2 separate regions of the Homo sapiens genome follow, and region 2 is linked to region 1. A link is a loop called in an ENCODE intact Hi-C map of the cell type or tissue named here. Cell type or tissue: ascending aorta. All regions are shown on one strand. Region 1 has its middle 26 kb from the start of SPDYE21. Region 2 overlaps TYW1 (tRNA-yW synthesizing protein 1 homolog).

The links. Peaks named below come from ENCODE experiments on the same cell type or tissue, not always from the same donor. Only the 100,000 strongest peaks of a DNase experiment are listed, where the experiment ranks them.
Region 2: it touches region 1 in a loop (6-fold over the local background); 18 of 110 quality-filtered maps call a loop at or near these places.

What each region holds. Positions count from the first base shown.
Region 1 is chr7:67,300,909-67,305,908 of GRCh38, forward strand. It overlaps the pseudogene PMS2P4 and the pseudogene STAG3L4. Among named protein-coding and RNA genes, the nearest start is that of SPDYE21, 26 kb to the left of the region's middle. RefSeq lists an enhancer at 1,713-1,762 and a silencer at 1,943-2,122. In ascending aorta, a CTCF peak has its summit at 1,988; DNase peaks (open chromatin) are centred at 1,563 and 1,983; H3K4me3 peaks cover 2,196 bases; H3K27ac peaks cover 1,591 bases.
Region 2 is chr7:67,038,890-67,043,889 of GRCh38, forward strand. All of the region lies in intron 7 of TYW1 (tRNA-yW synthesizing protein 1 homolog), which reads left to right. Among named protein-coding and RNA genes, the nearest start is that of TYW1, 45 kb to the left of the region's middle. In ascending aorta, CTCF peaks have their summits at 2,048 (motif pointing right) and 2,252; a DNase peak (open chromatin) is centred at 4,312; H3K27ac peaks cover 1,441 bases.

The DNA.
Region 1 (5,000 bases):
CTGCCCAACCAATGTCTGCTCATCCAAAGAATGTATCCCGTGTGTTCATTAACTTAGCAATTTCCAGTAAACCGTTTAATTGATAACTTGTTAAGAGAAGGCAGGAAACCTCCATGAAAGAGAAATCATTGGGTATTTCCTACAGCATTTACCACATTGTAGGCCTTCAATAAACCCTTGTGAAATAAACAAACCTCTTTACTCTTCATTCCACCTTGCTAAGAATCTCACCTAAGTCTGTCTACCATGTGAAACTGCAGATGACCTCACAGAAAATTGAAAGAAGTATCTCTAAAAATAAATTTATTAGGCAACACACTATAGGCTACAGTCCACTTCTGATTTTTTTTTTTTTTTTTGAGGCGGAGTCTTGCTGTGTCACCCAGGCCGGACTGCAGTGGCTCGATCTCAGCTCACTGCAACCTCCGCCTCCTGGGTTCCAGCGATTCTCCTGCCTCAGCCTCCCAAGTAGCTGGGATTACAGGCGCCCGCCAACCATGCCCAGTTAATTTTTGTATTTTTAGTAGAAACTGGATTTCACCATGTTGGCCAGGCTAGGCATGAGCTCCTGACCTCATGATCCACCCGCCTTGGCCTCCCAGAGTGCTGGGATTATAGGTGTGAGCCACCGCGCCCGGCCCACTTCAGATATTTATTTTCAGGAGGGAGCGCATTTAGATACAGACCGAAAATGTATTTAAATGTGAATACATTTAAATGTAGTTACTTAAATCTATCTAATATATTTAAATGCAGAGAGCGAATTTGTGTTTACATATCTGACATGGAATGCAACTGTGCTAGCCAAGATTCGGTGTAGCTTACCAGCCAGAAATCACATATCCTAACAGGTAGAAATGCATTGCATTTTGTAAAACTGCGCAGCTATGCAAATTAGGATGTGTCTGGACGCTCTACCTTCCCCAAAATAACCTCAATTTTTTAAAAAGGCCAGGCAGCGTGCATCAGGCCTGTAATTCCAGCACCTTGGGGGGCCAAGGCGGGCGGATTGCTTGAGCTCAGGAGTTCGAGATCAGCCTCAGCAACATAGCGAAATCCCCGTCTCTACAAAAATAAAAAATTAAAAATTAAATAATATAAAAATAAAAATAAAAGGGGAGAGAGAACAGGTAGAAAGGAAATGCATTCAGTCTATGGGGATTTCACGCTAGGGCTTCAAGTTCACGGCCCTGTGATGGGATGTGGGCAGGGCCTGTCTGGGACAGGCCGAACCCAGCTCCTTACAGGGCCGAATCCTTTGCCCGCAGCCAAAGACCCCGAAGGAGCCTGCCTCGGCCTTAAGGCGCAACCAAGGAGCACTGGATGGCTGGGGCGCTGAGGACGCCGCTCCGGGGCCTCCACGCCTCGCCACGCCCCTCGGCCATGTTCCCCCCATTTCCAGGGAGGTTGGAACGCCGTGGTTCTCAAGGAGGACGCGCGAGAAGGGAGACCGCGAGCCCAGCTCACCTCTAGCTCTCAGCTCGCTCCATGGACTCAATACCCGATCCGCCTCGGGGCCTGGGAAAGTTCCCTCCACGACTCCCACAGGCGCCCCGCCTCCTGGGCTCCCATTGGCTGCTTTTGACGTTGTGCTCCACCCTTTCTGGGCGGGGCGGAAAAAATACTTCCCGTCTCTCCTTTTCGCCTATTAGCTCCGTCAAAGGTCGAGTCCGTGACGTCAAAGAGCATGGGCCAATCAGAGCACACCGGACTGCTTTTTTTTTTTTTCCCGAACGACCGCAGCAGGGTCACAAGGGAGATGTCCGCCCCCAGTCGTAGCCTCGGACGGTTTCTGAGCGTTGGTGTTTGGCACGCGCCACCCTCTCTTGCTTTGGTTCCGCCATGCCGATGTACCAGGTAAAACCTTATCACGGGCGCGGCGCGCCTCTCCGTGTGGAGCTTCCCACCTGCATGTACCGGCTCTCTAACGTGCAAGGCAGGAGCGGCGGCCCAGCGCCCGGCGTTGGCCACCTACAGGTAGGAGCGCGGGCCCCTCCTTCCCCCCCACCCCGCGCCAAGTGCGCACGCGCGGCGGCCGGCTGCTGGCCCGAGTCCCCCCGGGCCGGAACGAGTGTGTCCCACCCGGTTTGCGGTCCCACCCGGTTCGCGGTCCCACCCCGGCATTTGTGCCGGCCGGCCAGGGACTCACCCAAACCTTTATGTTTTAAAAGATTTATTCAGGCCGGGCGCCGTGGCTCACGCCTGTAATCCCAGCACTTTGGGAGGCCCAAGCAGGCAGGTCACCTGAGGTCAGGAGTTCGAGACCAACCTGACCAACACGTTGAAGCCTCGTCTCTACTAAAAATACAAAAATCAGCCGGGCGTGTGGCGGGCGCCTGTAATCCCAGCCACTCGGGAGGCTGAGGCAGGAGAATCGTTTGAACCCTGGAGGCGGAGTTTGCAGTGAGCTGAGATCGAGCCATTGCACTCGAGCCTGGGCGACAGAGCTAGACTCCGACTCAAAAAAAAAAAAAAAAAATAGAGACAAGGGTCTCACTATGTTGCTCACGCTGGTCTCAGACTCTCAGGGCTCAAGCAATCCTCTCGCCTCGGTCTCCCAAAGCGCTGAGATACCAGGCGTGAACCACCGCGCCCGACTAGGAAAAAAAAAATATATATATATATATATATATATATATATATATATGTACACGTGTATGTATATATACATATATATACACACGTATATGTATAGATATATACGTATGTGTATATATTTCTTTTATACGTATATATATAACATTTTTGTTTTTTTGAGACATTTTGAGAATAATTTTTTTTTTATATGGCTGCTTAAACATGTTAGTTCAGAGATTCTGCCCTGTGAAAAGTGAATAGCACATAAATGCTCATTTTGAGGAATTACAAAGCGAACTCCAGGGTCACCACCTCCCAGGTTGACACACATTGTCACCGCTCCATTCTTTCCACTTAAACCTTCCCCCCAACCCCCTCAAGGTCCTGATTTTTATGGTAATTATGTTCTATTTGTGTCTATTATTTTGTCACCTAAGTATCCCTAAACAATATAGTCTGGGTTTTTATTTGTTTTTTTTTTTGTTGTTTTTTTCAGACGGAGTTTCACTGTGTCACCCAGGCTGGAGTGCAGTGGTGTGAGCTCGGCTCACTGCAACCTCTGCCTCCCGGGTTCAAGCAGTTCTCCCATCTCAGCCTCCTGAGTAGCTTGGATTACAGGTGCACGCCACCACACCCAACTAATTTTTGTATTTTTAGCAGAGACGGGGTTTCACCATTTTGGCCAGGATGGTCTTGATCTCTTGACCTCATGATCCACCCGCCTCAGCCTTCCAAAGTGCTGGGATTACAGGTGCGAGCCACCATGCCTGGCCTTTTATTTCTTTTTTTGAGCCCATTCTCTCCCTGTTTTATTTTTAAAATTTTATTAAACATAGTCATTTTATAATCTATGATAGATGATTATCTAAAGTGTTTGTGAAATAATTTTGTCAGTGCCTTGTTTCTTTATATGTTTTACTAGGTTTATTGTGAGCCACTCATTTTCCCTGGAGTTCTTTGGGGCCTAGGTCAAAGGTGGGTTTTTTTTTTTTTGAGACCGAGTCTCGCTCTGTCACCCAGGCTGGAGTGCAGTGGTGTGATCTCTGCTCACTGCAAGCTCCGCCTCCCGGGTTCAGGCCATTCTCCTGCCTCAGCCTCCCGAATAGCTGGGACTACAGGCACCTGCAACCATGCTGGCTAAATTTTTGTATTTTTAGTAGAGATGGGGTTTCACCATGTTAGCCAGGATGGTCTCGATCTCCTGACCTCATGATCCGCCTGCCTCGGCCTCCCAAAGTGCTGGGATTACAGGTGTGAGCCACCGCGCCTGGCCCCAAAGGTGGGTTTTCAAGAGAGGAACGTGCTGTTGCTTTGACAGTTGCCTGGGGACACTCCAGAATCACTTTTCTTTTCTTTTTTTTTTTTTTTTGAGACAGGTTCTCATTCTTTCTAGGCTGGAGTGCAGTGGTGCTATCACGGCTCCCTGCTGATTTGACCTCCCTCAGTGGCAAGGTGGTGACCCTCCCACCTCAGCTTCTCGCATAGCTGGGACTATAGGCATGTGCCACCATGCCTGACTAATTATTCTGTTTTTGGTAGACCAGCCTGGGCAACATGAGTTTCACTTTACTTGGGTTACTGCTCCCAGCCTGAATCACTTTTAATTATCTGAATGATTATTCTGGGCTGGGTGTGGTGGCTCATGCCTATAATCCAAGCACTTTGGGAGGCTAAGGTGGGCCTCACTTGAGGTCAGGAGTTCGAGACCAGCCTGGCCAATATGGTGAAACCCTGTGTCTACTAAAAATACAAAAATTAGCCATTAGCCAGGCGTGGTGGCACATACCTGTAATCCCAGCTACTCGGGAGGCTGAAGCAGGAGAATGCTTGAACCTGGGAGGTGGAGGTTGTAGTGAGCTGAGATCTCGCCATTGCGCTCTAGCTTGGGCTACAGAGTGAGACTGTCTCAAAAAAAAAAAAAAACAAAAGGAAAAGATAAAAAAGATTATTCTGATCATGTATGTGGTATGAATCTTGACTGCAAATCCAGATCTGAGCGCTCACTATGGTTATGAATTCTCAAGGAGGAGTTATTTTTTTTCCCCTCCACTGCACCCTCAGGTCATAACAAGCTAGTTTTCTTGCTGTCGCCATCTGCCCTATAGGTTTAGTGTTCAATCTCACTTCCTTGAGGATGTGACTCTTTGCAGGACCCAGCTTTATTTAGGTGCCTCCTCTTGGACTACTCGTCTTGGAAGAAGCTTAGACTCTACCTCCTGTGCTCTGCACTCCATGCAGCCATCTGGATACAAAGTCAGGGTCCCCAGGGATTAATGAAACCTTTAGGGCAAAAGTCAGTTTGCTTACCTCCCAGGGTTGCTACTACACCTCATTTTTGGACTATATGAAATTTTACCTTTCATTCTAGTTCACCAGTACATTGTGAAAGATGTTTTAAATGTTTTACAGAAGTTTAGATGGTT
Region 2 (5,000 bases), 260 kb before region 1:
CAAGACTCCATCTCAAAAGCAAAACAAAACAAACAAAACAAAGGAAATACTCATTGGAGCAGTTCGGATTTTGGCTTTGAAGATTTGGGATGCTCAACTGTTAAGCAAAATGCAAGTATTTGAAAATCTAAAAAAAATTGTGAAATCTGAAAAACTTCTGATCCCCTAAGCATTTCAGCTAAAGCTACTCAACTTGTACTTCCATGTGGCCATGTGGTCTTTGTCATTTTTAGTAGCTTTTGTATTTTGAAGCCCGGGAAGAGGAGCTATTAAGAATGACAAGTAGGCCGGGTGCAGTGGCTCACTCCTGTAATCCCAGTCCTTTGGGAGGCTGAGACGGGCAGATCATGAGGTCAGGAGATCAAGACCATCCTGGCTAACACAATGAAACCCCATCTCTACTAAAAAATACAAAAATATTAGCCAGGTGTGGTGGCAGGCACCTGTAGTCCCAGCTACTCGGGAGGCTGAGGCAGAAGAGTGGCATGAACCCAGGAGGTGGAGCTTGCAGTGAGCCGAGATCCCGCCACTGCACTCCAGCCTGGGTGACAGTGTGAGACTCCGTCTCAAAAAAAAAAAAAAGAATGACAAGTAGATGGAATATGGGTACAAGGTCTGGTCCAGCCAGATTGTAACTTGGTGATCTAAAGGTACAGTTTAACCTTCCCTAGCTTTAATCTCCTTTCCTGAGGAACATAGAGTTGTTGTATATGAAAGTGCTTTATAATCTTGAAAAGCCCGACAGACATTGAAATGAGCATTTTATTATTTTTTTAATTACTTTTTTTTTTTTGAGACAGAGTCTCACTCTGTCATCAGGCTGGGGTGCAGTGGCGCGATCTCGGCTCACTGCAGCCTCTACTCCCTCTTTCAAGTGATTGTTCTGCCTCAGCCTCCTGAGTAGCTGGGACTACAGGTACGTGCCACCACGCCCAGCTAATTTTTGTATTTTTAGTATAGACGGGGTTTCACCGTGTTGGCCAGGATGGTCTTGATCCATTGACCTTGTGATCCACCTGCCTTGGCCTCCCAAAGTCCTGGGATTACAAGCATGAGCCACCATGCCTGGTCTATTTTTTTTTTTTGAGATGGAGTCTCACTGTGTCACCTAGGCTGGAGTGCAGTGGTGCAATCTTGGCTCACTGCAGCCTCCGCCTCCTGGGTTCAAGCAGTTCTCCCATCCCAGCCTCCCGAGTAGCTAGGATTACAGGCATGTGCCACCATGCCTGCCTAATTTTTGTATTTTTTGTAGAGATGGGGTTTTTACCGTGTTGGCCAGGGTAATTTTGAACTCCTGACCTCAAGTGATCCGCCCGCCTTGGCCTCCCAAAGTGCTAGGATAGCCACCGGGCCTGGCCTTGCTTAAACATTTAAAATTTGCTTATACATTTTCTTAGAGTTGGTCATTTGATGTGCTTTCAAGTTTTCTGCTCTTATAATTAACACTGGTCTGAGACCTTTCTTACTTTTGAAAAATGTATGAATGTTTTCCTACATTTACACATTCCCCATATTGATATACTGGGTCAACGTGAATGTGTAATGTTATGACTCTTAATTAAAAATCTGAGTAATTTTCATTGGTGAAATTGTCTGAAAATGATGCATGTGATAGCTGATTGAGAGATTTTTGTATTTTCTACCAGGTTAAGCTTTATTTAAAAGCTTTGTTTAGCAGGGCGCAGTGGCTCATGCCTGTAATCCTAGCTCTTTGGGAAGCCTAGACAAGTGGATCGCTTGAGCTCAGGAGTTTGAGACCAGCCTGGGCAACATGACGAAACCCTATCTCTACGAAAAATACAAAAATTAGCTGGGGGTGATGGTGCGTGCCTATAATCCCAGCTACTGGGAGGCTGAGGTGGGAGGATTGCTTGATCCCAGGAGGCGGAGGTTGTAGTGAGCCGAGATCACGCCACTGCACTCCAGCCTGGGTGACAGAGTGAGACCCTATCTCAAAAAAAAAAAGAAAAAGAATTTAAAAACTTTGTTTATAGTGGGTGAAGAGTTTGGGATAATTTGTGGGTATGTAATTTTCTTTGCTTTTTCATCTTATGGCCATTAGAGGGCACTGGAGAAAACACTAATGAAGATTTCAGACATCCATGTACATTATTTTTTTGAAATGAAATGATTTTGGGCTTTATGAGCTTTAAGCAGCTGGTTTATGATATTTCAGATTTCTCATAAAAATCTCTCATAAAATCATCAGGTCTTTGGGAAAAATACGTGTTTTTTCCCAATTTTGGTATGACACAAAATAAGCTACCAGTTTTCATTTTTCATGATTGTTAGGTTACAGCAGGGTGTTCAAATAGATCTTGTTTTCGATTTCTATGGGATATGGGATACTAAACTTGGCATTGGAGGTTTTTACTGCTTGGCTTTTCTTTTTCTTTTCTTTTTCTGGCATTTTGTTTTTTCTTTTCTTTTTTTTGAGACAGTCTTGCTGTGTTGCCCAGGCTGGAGTGCAGTGGCACAATATCATCTCATGGCAGCCCCCGCCTCCCGGGTTCATGCAATTCTGCCTCAGCCTCCCCAGTAGGTGGGATTATAGCACCCGCCACCACGCCCGGCTAATTTTTGTATTTTTAGTAGAGACAGTGCCTCGCCATGTTGGCCAGGCTGGTCTTGAACTCCTGACCTCAGGTGATCCACCTGCCTCAGCCTCTCGAAGTGCTGGGATTACAGGTGCAAGCCACTGAGCCTGGCTTTTTCTGGCATTTTCTTTGGGGCTGGCTCACACATTCCCCGAATGCTTTCCGCGTGATCATCCATGACACACCACATGAAATTGCCTTAGTTGTTACTGTCGAGGGAAGTAGTACGTGCCAGTGCTTAAGAGTTGGGTCGAAGCACTGTCATTGTAAGACTGGTTTTTGAGTAATACTCACTAACTTTCATGGAGTCATACGTCTCAGCTTGTGTATCTGGACAAATTATTTTACCCCTCTGTGCTTCCGTTTTCTCATTTGTAATGTGGGAGATAACAGTATCTGCCTTATAAAGTTCTTATGTAGATTGAAAAAGTTAATCCAGCCGCATTGTATTTTCTTGTATAGTAGTTAATATATTTTTTATATAATAACATTATATTCTAATTCTATTAGAATTAATGTATAATTATATTAGAATTATATAATTATATTAGAATTAATATATAATTATATTAGAATTATATAATTATATTAGAATTATATAACAATTATATAATTAGAATTAGAATATAATTTTAACTAATTATTCTGATATAATTATATATTATTAGTATAATATATAATTAGAATTAGAATATAATATTAACTAATTATTTCAATATAATTAGAATTAGAATATATTAACTATAATAGTTAATAATTAGCTTATATAAGTATATGTCTTCAAATAGGATAGATTTGGTCCTACCAAAACACCACCTTGGTATTCTACCTCCCTCCCTCTGTAGTACTATTTAAGACTTCTTCTAGGACTGAAGATAATTTGAAGTATGAGAGTGGTTTCTAAGAACTAGAGCACTAAAGTTTGAAACACTGGAATGTTAGGGAGACAGATGGAGATATGGGAGGAATAGGGTGTTAGGGGTGGCATGTTTGGGGAACCCTAAACAGTTTGGTGTGCCTAGAGTTGACTGGGGGTAGGGATATTTGGAGCTGTGACATAGAGAAGGAAGATGGGGTAGGATCCTAGAGGCTTCTCAAGTCCTGCAGTGGAGGGGGCTGAGCTTTCTCCTGAAGGCAGTGGGAGGCAATGTGATTTGATTGAATTGGAGAATGGGTTAGCGGGTGTGGGGAGAGAGGAGAGTTCCAGTGTAGGTTTAAAATATTAGGAGGCCGGGTGCAGTGGCTTATGCCTGTAATCCCAGAGCTTTGGGAGGCTGAGGCTGGTGGATCACCTGAGGTCTGGAGTTCAAGATCAGCCTGGCAAACATGGCGAAACCTCATTTCTACTAAAAATACAAAAGTTAGTGGGATGTGGTGGCACACGCCTGTAATCCCAGCTACTCGGGAGACTGAGGCAGGAGAATCGCTTGAACCTGAGAGATGGAGGTTTCAGTGAGCAGAGATTGTGCCTCTGTACTCCAGCTTAGGCAACAGCCTGAGACAACCCTGTCTCAAAAAATAAAGGAAAAAAGGAGAAATCAAAATACATACTAGATTATCTCACTCAATCCTCACAGTGACCTTGAGATGATCAAACTATTATCATCTGCAATTTACCATTTAACAGATAGCAACTGAGGCTTAGTTTAAGCAATTTGTCCATCGTCAGTTGGCTGGTAAGTTGACAGGCTCAAGCCTGGACTCCATCTGTCTGTGTCACTCCTCTTGGCTGCTTCCCCAGGGAGGAGTGGTTCTCAGAAGAGAAGCTGTAGTGTTTAGAGAACCATGAGTCAGGAGGAGCCTGATAATTTTTATATTGTTTATTTTCTCTTTCTCTTATGTTGTGGTTTGTAAATGTAAAGCCCATTGCTACTTTTTTTTTTTTTTTTCCTGCAGTAAATAAATGTTGCTAAATAATCCCCACAGCAATGTTCTGGCTAAGCAGACAAACACTAACATCAGCATCATTAATTTTGGAAATAAATGGCAAATGCTTGACAGTTACTCACTGGAGAAACATTTCCATTTGCCAGCTATTTAAATTGCAGAAGGATCTCAGTATGTCCAGTTCTGATTATAAATTTCTGTTGGTATTGCAGTGGAATAACAGGAAGCTAGTTTCAGAATTATTTTTAAGGCTTTGGAGTGTTTACTTCACCTAGAAACAAGAGGTGATATCCTTTCAACCCCAATACACTGCCCTTAAACCATCTTGACTCACCATGGTCTCTGTAGCTAGGAGCACTTAGCAATGAGTCCCCATGTTATCTTGTTAAGGTAGGTTATCCAAAATAGAATTACGGTGTCAGAGTAAAGCTCTTGACACGCTTGGGCACGCTGCTTTTCCACCAGTTCAAAAGGCATTTTTAGAACTCAGTATATACAAAAGCTTTGCGTAATGGT